Regions from separate parts of the Homo sapiens genome. Here region 1 is linked to region 2. Evidence: chromatin contacts called from ENCODE Hi-C or POLR2A ChIA-PET data. All regions are on one chromosome and are shown on one strand. The core of a region is the stretch at or near the end of the contact, and the rest is flanking DNA. Distances in the headings are between cores, read along the strand shown. Region 1 overlaps TAB2 (TGF-beta activated kinase 1 (MAP3K7) binding protein 2). Region 2 overlaps UST (uronyl 2-sulfotransferase).

The links. Hi-C counts contacts between places; a loop is a spot of excess contacts on that map. ChIA-PET counts read pairs that join two places held with the same protein, here RNA polymerase II (POLR2A). Pooled maps may share reads with other maps.
Region 1: a pooled map shows a loop between it and region 2 (3-fold over the local background). The contact joins two enhancer-like sites. A Hi-C loop is called at or near these places in 1 of 37 single-sample maps with no recorded cell type and 3 of 50 pooled maps. POLR2A ChIA-PET finds 5 or more read pairs at or near these places in 2 of 52 experiments (BJ and T-cell).

What each region holds. Positions count from the first base shown.
Region 1 is chr6:149,333,169-149,337,858 of GRCh38, forward strand. All of the region lies in intron 1 of TAB2 (TGF-beta activated kinase 1 (MAP3K7) binding protein 2), which reads left to right. Among named protein-coding and RNA genes, the nearest start is that of TAB2, 18 kb to the left of the region's middle. RefSeq lists an enhancer at 3,545-3,694. Within about 2 kb of position 1,868, at least 12 of the 41 ENCODE cell types and tissues checked have a DNase peak (open chromatin) inside an H3K27ac peak, as active enhancers do.
Region 2 is chr6:148,756,543-148,761,341 of GRCh38, forward strand. All of the region lies in intron 1 of UST (uronyl 2-sulfotransferase), which reads left to right. LOC107986659 (a long non-coding RNA gene) reads right to left here. Exons shown (of 2, transcript XR_001744408.2): 1 at 4,290-4,799; 2 at 1,362-3,437. Among named protein-coding and RNA genes, the nearest start is that of UST, 12 kb to the left of the region's middle. RefSeq lists an enhancer at 4,176-4,799. Within about 2 kb of position 3,374, at least 10 of the 41 ENCODE cell types and tissues checked have a DNase peak (open chromatin) inside an H3K27ac peak, as active enhancers do.

The DNA of each region.
Region 1 (4,690 bases), core at 618-3,117, 580 kb after region 2:
TTTCGAAAGTAAATGAGCTTTTGGGATTCTGGAGTACAGGTTGTGGTTGAATGTCTTTCTGATGCTTCCAAACAAGCATTCTAGCCCTAGAGATTGCACCCATACATAGCAGCGTCACCAACCCAAGATTAGTGAGGCGTACATTTTGCCTCTTTTTTCTCTTTTCCCTAGTGGTAATGGATTTCTGCAAATTCGTCTAAACTTTGGCCCAGATTTCTTGTGTTGAATGGAGTACACATTGCAAATAGTAGGCTAGGTTTAGAGTTGAGTCCATAATAGCATGTCTCCTAGGAAATTTCTTGTGCACATTTTAAAAGAAAGGAATGTTAATCTGTCTGTCTTCTACGCAGTCCTTCTGCCCATTTTCAGGTAGATGGTAGATGTATAGGCCAAGTTTCTCTTCAGTATTTTTATATACCTTTCCACTTTTGAGCTTTACAAGACAAAAATACCCTTAGCCCTTACTATTCCAATGCAGATTTAAATATTAGGAGATTGGGTATTTTTAAAACCATATATTCTTTTATTTCCAGATCCATAGTGTGTGTGTGTGTGTGTGTGTGTGTGTGTGTGTGTGTCTATGTGTCTGTGTGTACAGATACATATATTGTGTTAGTCCATGGCAAATTAGTAAAGTTTGTAAAAAGAATGTCTTTCTCTGGTATTGTTGACACCAACATAGTAAGAATGTTTAAGTGCTTTGCATTAAGCATCTCAGGGAATAAGGAAAGGGAGCTGTATAAAATAATTCTTTGTCTAGTAGGACAAACTGTGTAGTTAACTGAGTCTCGTATAGAGGTGCCTGCCTCACATGATTATTGGGAGCATTAGATGAGTTTATGCATTATAAGTCATTTGACCTAGTGCCTAGCACTTAGTAAATGTAAGCTATTAATAGAAAATTTATTGCTATAAAATTATAAAAATAATAAACTTTAAACTTTATAATCATTTTTGTTATAACTCTTCACTTGGCTTTCTTGATACCATTCTTCCCAACATTTTCTCTGCCTGATTTTTCTGACTTATTCTAAATTCTTCATCCTCAGGTCTCCTCTCTCTTACCTTTTTTTCATTATTCCCTGTGTCAGTGTCAGCACCTTCTGCTGAAACTCACTACAGCGTATCTCTACAAAATCTCTTGCCTTTCTTAGGGAGGAAAGTGACACGATTCAGCCAGTTTTTAGGAAGCTAGCCAAGTTTGTTACCACTGTGAAATACAGTTTAGAAAGGCTTAGCCAGGCATAAGGCCTGTAATACTAGAGTCTTGAGAGGTTGAGGCAAGAGGATTGCTGAAGCCAGGAGTTTGAGACCAGCCTGGGCAACATAGCAAGACCCCATCTCTAATAAAAATAAAAAACTAACTCGGCAGGTAAAGTGCACCTGTAGTCCTGCCTACTCAAGAGGCTGAGTTGAGAGGATCACTTGAGCCCAGGAGTTCGAGGCTGCATATCTATGATTACATGACAGCACTCCAGCCTGGAAAATAGAGCAAGACCTTGTCTCTTAAAAAAAAAAAAAAGAAAACCTTAAGAGTAGAACAAGCAGTCAAACAAGAGGTCATGGTGTTAGGTGATTGCCCAGATAACACATACTTGAACAAGGACATTGTGGTGGAAAAGAGAAATTTTTGTGAAAGTAATCAGTGAAACTTTGCCATTGATTATATGTGGAGAGGAAAAGAATTGAGAACTCTGAGGTTTCTAGCTTCAGAAGCATGTCATTTATAATTAACAGAGAAATACATTAGTGAGTAGGAGGCAGTGAGTTGAGTTTTGGACAAGGTGACTTTAGGTTGCCAGCATGGTATTGTCAGGCTATTAGTTTACTTGTTCCAGTCCCACCCCTCCCTTCCGCCTCCCTCCTTCCCTCACTCGCTCACTGAATTCCATTGCTATTAGTCTAAGAACTTCCCTTTAGGAAAAGTAATTTTTTTTAGTCACAGTCAGCAGTAGAGCTTGAAATTTGTGGAGACCAATTCCCCATTTCCTACCCACATTCTCATTATCCTCTTTTGGTCCGTTTCCCCAGGGAAAAAGGTGAAGATTATTTAGAATAATATCTACTACCATCATTACTACCACCCCACCCCACCTCACCTCCAGGAAATTGGTAGAAAAGTTTATATATAGATATGTATGTATGTATGTATTATATATATAAAAAATATATGTGTGTATATATAACATATATATAATATTTACATACATATATTTGAGACAGGGTATTACTCTGTCACCCAGGCTGGAGGGCAGTGGTACAATCATAGCTCACTGCAGCCTTAACTTCCTGGGCTCAGCCTTAACCTCCCACCTTAGCCTCCCAAGTACCTGGGACTACAGACACCAGCCACCATGCCTGGCTAATACTTTTTTTCTAACTTTTTGTAGAGGCAGGGTTTTGCTGTATTGCACAGGCTAGTCTCAAACTCCTTGGCTCAAGTGATCCTCTTGCTTTGGTCTCCCAAAGTGCTGCGATTACAGGTATGAGCCACTATACCTGACCTAGTTTTTTATTTTTACATCAAATAAATGAAGCAACTTGGCAGGGCTCTTTGAAGAAAAATACAATTTTATGAAGTGTTTGTGATTAAAATATTAATAAGCAGAGTAACACCTCATTCATCTAGTATTCTTAGGTAGTAAGTACATAAAATGATTGAAACTTACTCCTGAATCTATTTTAGAGATTTTATAGAGATTTTACAATATATTATGTATATTGTGTGTAGATAAATATAGATATTCATACCTCCAAATCTATTTCTTTATAATGTTTCACATACTTTGCTGCTTTCTGAAATAGTAACACCTCCTCCCCTCCCCCACTTTTACCCTGCATACTAAACCTTTTCTGGAAGATAGAAATAAACATTTTGTTTCAGAGCTTCAGAATGAGTCAGGAACCCCGGGTTCTAGTCCAGGGCCTGGCACTAAGTTGCTATATGAGAACTGAATCATAGATTCTAGAACAGTGCCTGGCACGTAGTAGTGCTTAACCAATATGTTTGGAATGAATCATTGTCTTGTGCTGACTTTAGTGCTCCTTCCTTGATTTATTACTTGGAATTCATTGCTGCCTAGTAAATAAGCTTCTGGGTTCTTAATTAAATAGGAGTATCTAGGTTCTGATAGAGGTGAACTATAAGCCTAATTTATGTCTGTTTTAACTCCTTAGTGGAACTTTTGGCTTATCTTGATGTATTTTCTGGTACTCGAAGTTGCCAAACAGATGATCTTCTGTGCTTGATTTATTGGGGGCACTTGCTGAGTACTTTATATGTGCCTATATTATGTATATGCAGTGTTCTATGTGTAAGCACATAGCACATGTCTCCGGGGATCTTATAACTTAGATGAAGAGACACAGAAGTAGACTGTAAGAGAATAATTAAATGTTGATTCATAAAGCATTGACCTACAGCTACATTAGTAGTTGTAGGAAAAGATCCATGTGGGCTGAAGCAGGATAAAAAGAATTCAAGTAGAAGGTGAAATTGGAATTGGTTTTGAAGAGGTAGTTAAGATTTTGATAAGCCTCAAGGTGAAGACATAACATTCTAAGCAAGGGCAGTAGTGTAGTAAGCAAAGAAAGGAAAGTGTGGGTTGAACATGTTCAGACAGGCCTGCCCAGATTCCTAAGGGTGTGGGGACTGCTGGGAAATAGAAGCAGGTGAATTTAATAGAGTAGTTTTAATCTGCAAGACCCTGAAGGGATCCAGGGATACAATTTAGAGGGCTGCATGCATTTAGATAAAAAAAAAAAAGTGACATCTTTATATTTTTATGAACTTTGAACTGAAATTTAGCATTTACTTTTAATAAGATTTTAAGCGGCAGACTACAGTAATATTAGCAGTACGTATATCTTTTATTACTAATAGAAAAAGCACAGATATTTTCAGATTACAGCTGTTGATATCTCTATAATTTATGCATATTACTACTTCAGAATTATGGTTTTTATTAGACTCCCACTAGATTTTATTGTATTATTACTAAAGAAGCATATGTATGAATATATCACATACAAGGTTTTTAAAAACACTTGATAACTGTTTCGGTATAATTGGTTTTCTTAGTAATGTATATTTTATGCATTTAAAACCATATTTTCAAAAACAACTATATTTTAGTAAAACTGGCTTTCTTTATAATCCTAGATATTGTATTTTATGCATTTAAAACCACTCTGAGGGGGACTCTGTAGCTTTCTCCAGACTGCCAGAGGGATTCATGACCCCCGATCTAGTGGAACCAAACTGGAGAAGGCATTGAAAAACCACACTGAGGGGTTTTAGCTGAAGTGATAAGCAGGAAAGGAGCCTTGCCAATTTTGTTCATTTGTTTGTTTTGTTTCAGTTACAGAATAGATGTGTTAACATAGAAAATTTCAAAGTTTCAACCAGTTTAGAAAAAAGGGTCAAACTCTTCTTAGCTCACAATTGTAGATAAACTGTTTAAAAAAATAACAGAAACTCATCTTGTAACACCACAGTCACTATCCTTCCTCTTTTATTATTTATCTGTTTCAGTTTATTAAATTCCTCTGCAATTGAGTGAAATATTTAAAGTGGTTATATAGGAAACTTTCTTAATCTCTTATACTATACTTACACAGAGGGTGGGAAGACTGGCAGGGAGCTAAGCAGTGGGTCTGGTCATTTATATGTTTGATGATAGGGATAGGG
Region 2 (4,799 bases), core at 2,124-4,623:
CACTGATTCATTTTTGTTGTCTCGCTGCCTGCTTAGACTTCTGCTAATGTCTTTGTACTGATTGTTTAGGAAGGTACAATTCCAATTAGGATCTCTAAACTCCTGTAAGTATTTGTTTATTTCATGATCTCTTATGAAGTTTTGACATTCTACCTTGTATTGTGATCATCTGTGAGCAAGCACCTTGAAGGGAGGAAGCTTATTCAGTGCTTCGCATCCCTGCTCTGACATCTCTTCTGGGTGCTCCACACAGGCCCTCAGGAAGTGGCTGTTGATTCAGTATATTTGCTGAGCAACTGTTCTTCACTAGGATTCCAAATCCTGCTTTGTTTGGTCTCTATTTAGAGAATATGGGGAGGGATGCCAAGAAGGACTCTAGCTCAGTTGATGCCTTTAGCCTATTTCTTTCTTGCTCTTTGAAGCTGATGCTCCAAGCAAATACATTACAACCACTTATGACATATGAGTACATATAGTTTTGTTTAGAGGTGGTTGCCCATTCTAGAGTGTAGTGGTGCCATCAGAGCTCACTGCAGCCTCAACCTCCTGGGCTCAAGCCATCCTCCCACCTCAGCTTCTTGAGAAGCTGGGACTACAGGCACAAGCCATCATACCTGGTAACACAAACATTTCCTTCTGTGCACAGAGATAACTGTCCACTTCTTACCTTTGGGCATTTGGAATTACACTTTTAGAGCTCTCTCTGTAATTAAGAATAGCTGAGATCAGTTTAGAGATTTGTGTGCATACAGTTAGAATGCAAACTTCTTGTTACTTGTCATTTTCTGAAATCCTAGACCAGTTGTTTTGGAAGTTTGCAGAATAGCTGTTATTTCTGTAGGTTAGTGTCTTCTTTAGGTAGCAATTTGTGTTAAATTAGCCAGTATGTTTCAAGCATGACTTTAAGTCATGAAGGAGATGAGACCGTGGAATGATGTGATTTTTGAAATAGGGACTGAACAGAGTTTAACCTAGAACTGCAACACGACCATACTGTAAAATTAGGTCTCAATCCACCAACCCATTTACACTTGTTTGGTGAAAGATACTATAATAACCTTAAGTCATGGCTTTGATTAGGCAATTCTTAGTTAATTCATTAATAGATGATTTAAATAACCTATTACCTTTAACTGTACTGCATTTCTGGAAACACCATTGCTGTTTTTTAGTTCAAGGAGTACAATTTTCATAATCTTGATGAAAGAAAAATGAGAATATTCTGAGACATATGAATTCCTTTGTTCAGTCATTCAACAAATATTCATGGAAGGCCTTCTTTGGGGCAGAAGCATCAGGCAGTAGGAAGGATATAGGTTTTGGAGCAGAGCTCCGGGTGTGAAGCACTGTGTTACCATTTATTAGCTGGGACAGCTTGAATAATTTTATTAACTTCTCTGAACCTCTGATGTTTTGATGTATACAATAGGATTAATAATTGCTGTTTTACAGGATACTTCTCTAACCCAAGGCCTGACATTTAAGTTCAACAATTGCCAATTTTCTCAGCTTGTTCTTTGCTTCCCTTTAACTCCCTCTTCATTTAGCACACATACACATATGAGTGTACACACACACTCATATCAGAACACAGCTGGGGGAGTATACAGATTCACTGATAACCTGACTTCCAATTGAAAGAAGCAATCAAACCTAGAAATACACAATTACTTCACTAGTATTTGGCAAGGGCTCTTCAACACCTGACAAGTTCCGGTAATTCATCCATCCCACTAATTACATATATGTACCCCTTCCTGCTTCTTCTCTTCTGCTTCCTGGAGATAGTCTTTAAATGACACATTTTTTGCACAGCCTGATTTCCTCTGTTTTGAATTTATCCACACTACTTTTTTTGTTCCTGCATTCACAAAATAAAAATAGCTGTGTGGAGGGAGTATGCTGGCGCTTACTCTCTGGGATAGCCAGCTGTTCTAGGATTGCACTAGTGATCCATAAGATACATCCTTTCAGAAATAATCACAATGCCAGGCATACACTGTGCCTGCTCCCAGAACTTCCCCCATTCATGACGAAACTACCACGTCCAGTAGTACGCCCACTTTCTTTTCTCAGTTCCCACTTCCCTCTCATTGACAGTCAGAGCAAGAGCAGTGAACCGCAGAAGCAGATCTTGTGTCTTCACTTGCTTGTTTCCCAAGCTCAGCCTCTCTGTGTTGCCTTGCTCTGTTAGCCTCCAGTAGGTGTTGCGGCAAGTGAGAGCCATACCATCTGGCATGGCCAATCACCCAGTTCCTTGAGCAGTTGAAGGCAAATGCTGATTTTACATTATTTCGTAGAAAGTTGTATTTTGTTTGGGGACCTTAAAAACCCTGACCTTGTCATCCAGCACAGAGCTTCCTGCTTTAACACAAAGGCTGTTTGACATGAATGCCTTCCCATTGGATAAACAGAACCGTCAGGCAGAGCCATGCGGCTGGATGGAGGGGGCACTAGGCCTGGGTGTGCAGGGTGACCCGACAATAAGTCAGTTGTCGGTGTTAAGTCATGTGAGCCTCCAAGGCTTCAGTGTCTTCATCTCTACAATGAAGGAGTTTCATTAGATCCATGATTCTCAGCTGTTTCCGTTCCTTAGGACCCTCATCCATAGCAGTGTTTCCATAGGGTCTTGACTGTCCCTATGGGAATACATCTCAGTGGCCAGGAGAGGGAGAAAGGGCATGGCATTGGAAGTCCTTTTAAAAAAGTCCCTGAGCTCACGCCTGTAATCCCAGCACTTTGGGAGGCCGAGGTGGGTGGATCACGAGGTCAGGAGATCGAGACCATCCTGGCTAACATGGTGAAACCCCGTCTCTACTAAAAAATACAAAAAAATTAGCCGGGCGTGGTCGCGGGCGCCTGTAGTCCCAGCTACTAGGGAGGCTGAGGCAGGAGAATGTCATGAACCCAGGAGGCGGAGCTTGCAGTGAGCCGAGATCGCACCACTGCACTCCAGCCCGGGCGACAGAGCGAGACTCCATCCCAAAATAAATAAATAAATAAAAATAAAAAAATAAAAGAATGCGGCGTACGCGGTGGTTCACGCCTGTAATCCCAGCTCCCTGGGAGGCCGAGGCGGACGGATCACAAGGTGAGGAGATCGAGACCGTCCTGGCTAACACGGTGAAACCCCGTCTGTACTAAAAATACAAAAAATTAGCCGGGCATGGTGGTGGGCGCTTGTAGCCCCAGCTACTCGGGAGGCTGAGGCAGGAGAATGGTGTGAACCCGGGAGGTGGAGCTTGCAGTGAGACAAGATCGCACCACTGTACTCCAGCCTGGGCGACAGAGCGAGACTCTGTCTCAAAAAAAAAAAAAAAAAAAAAAAAGTCCCTGAGGTAATTTTTCTGTGCACTCCCAGGGGAGAGTGTTTCTTTTCTCTTGAGAATCACTGAAGTAGATCGTTCTAAGATCTCTGCTGTTCTTCAAATCATGTGCTGAAAGAGACAAGAGGTCATATAATTGTAGCAACTGAAACAAATATAAGGCTATTTTCTTTGGACCCAAACACTTATTTTAAAAATTGCAGAAGTCAAGTGACCAAGGCAAGTAGAATACACAAAAACATTTTAGGCCATCGTTGTCATTTTCTGAGTCTTAATCATAGTTAAATTTTTTCTAAAATTAAAATCAGCAGTGCGTTTCCTCCACCTCCGCCAGAACTTGCTCTAGAAATTAGGGGAAGCAGAATGTCCCCAGGAAGTCCTAAGAGAGAAGAAGCAGAGTAAGACATGGGTTTCCAGAGTTTAGAGTCTCACTATGTGATAGGTGAAAGCTGTGTTGTTGATGAGGATTTGCACAGCCTCCTCCCGGTTGCCTGCTACTGACCATCCCATTTCACTGTGGGCAGCTCCAGTGGGTAAGAGGGTTCTTCACAGTGTGGTGAGCTACTCCTTTCTAGCCTCCATCCATTTTTTGCTGTTCTTCTGGAAGCTATATAGGCTTGTCTATTGGACTTTATAGTCTTCAAATAATTGAAGATACTAAAATGACTATTATGTCTACCCTGCTCTGCTACACACATAAATCTTGTCCAGACAAATAGGTCTGTTTACCAGTACTTTCTCATCAGAAGTCATTTGAAGACACAGAAAGTAAAAACCACAAAGAAAAAAAAAACTATATTAAAGTGAAAGCTCAACAGTAACACCCCATAACCATAGCAAAACAAAACAAAACAAAACAAAACAAAACAAAAAAAAACCACAAACATCTCCCCAGGAAATAGAACTAATATGCAGGTCTTTAAAAGTTCAGTTTATCAATGAGAAAAAGATAAACCAACTCACGAGATAAATGGGCAGAGTACAGGAGCAGTCACAGAAGAGGAGACACGGCTGGCCAGTAAGCACAAAGAGAAATGAAATGGTTTTGATTCCCTTACACATCTTAGCCCCCTTCCTCTGTCTACATGGCCCGTAAAAGCCACAGAACTGAACAGTTTTCCAGTTCCCTCAGTGAGCCTGCTTTGTGCAGTGGTATGTTACTGTCAGAAGGGATCCTCTTCGAAGCTGTGGTATTTGAGAATGACTGCTCCTCCCACCGCTTTTCTGAGGGTGTTAGCAGGAGTGCAACAGAGCCTTACTTCAAGGCCCCCAGCGGGCTGGCTGGAACCCTGCTTCAGCTCCTCCAAGCACGTGCGGCCAAGTTCTGGGAGCCACGTCGATGTGGGTTGATGGGTCCCCTGAGACGCCCTCTCTGCTCAGAACACAGCCAGTAAGCCATGGGCAGATCACAACAAACAGCACCCTGCCTTCTGCTCCGCCTCCCTCCATCTACCACACTGCCAAGTTCCTAAG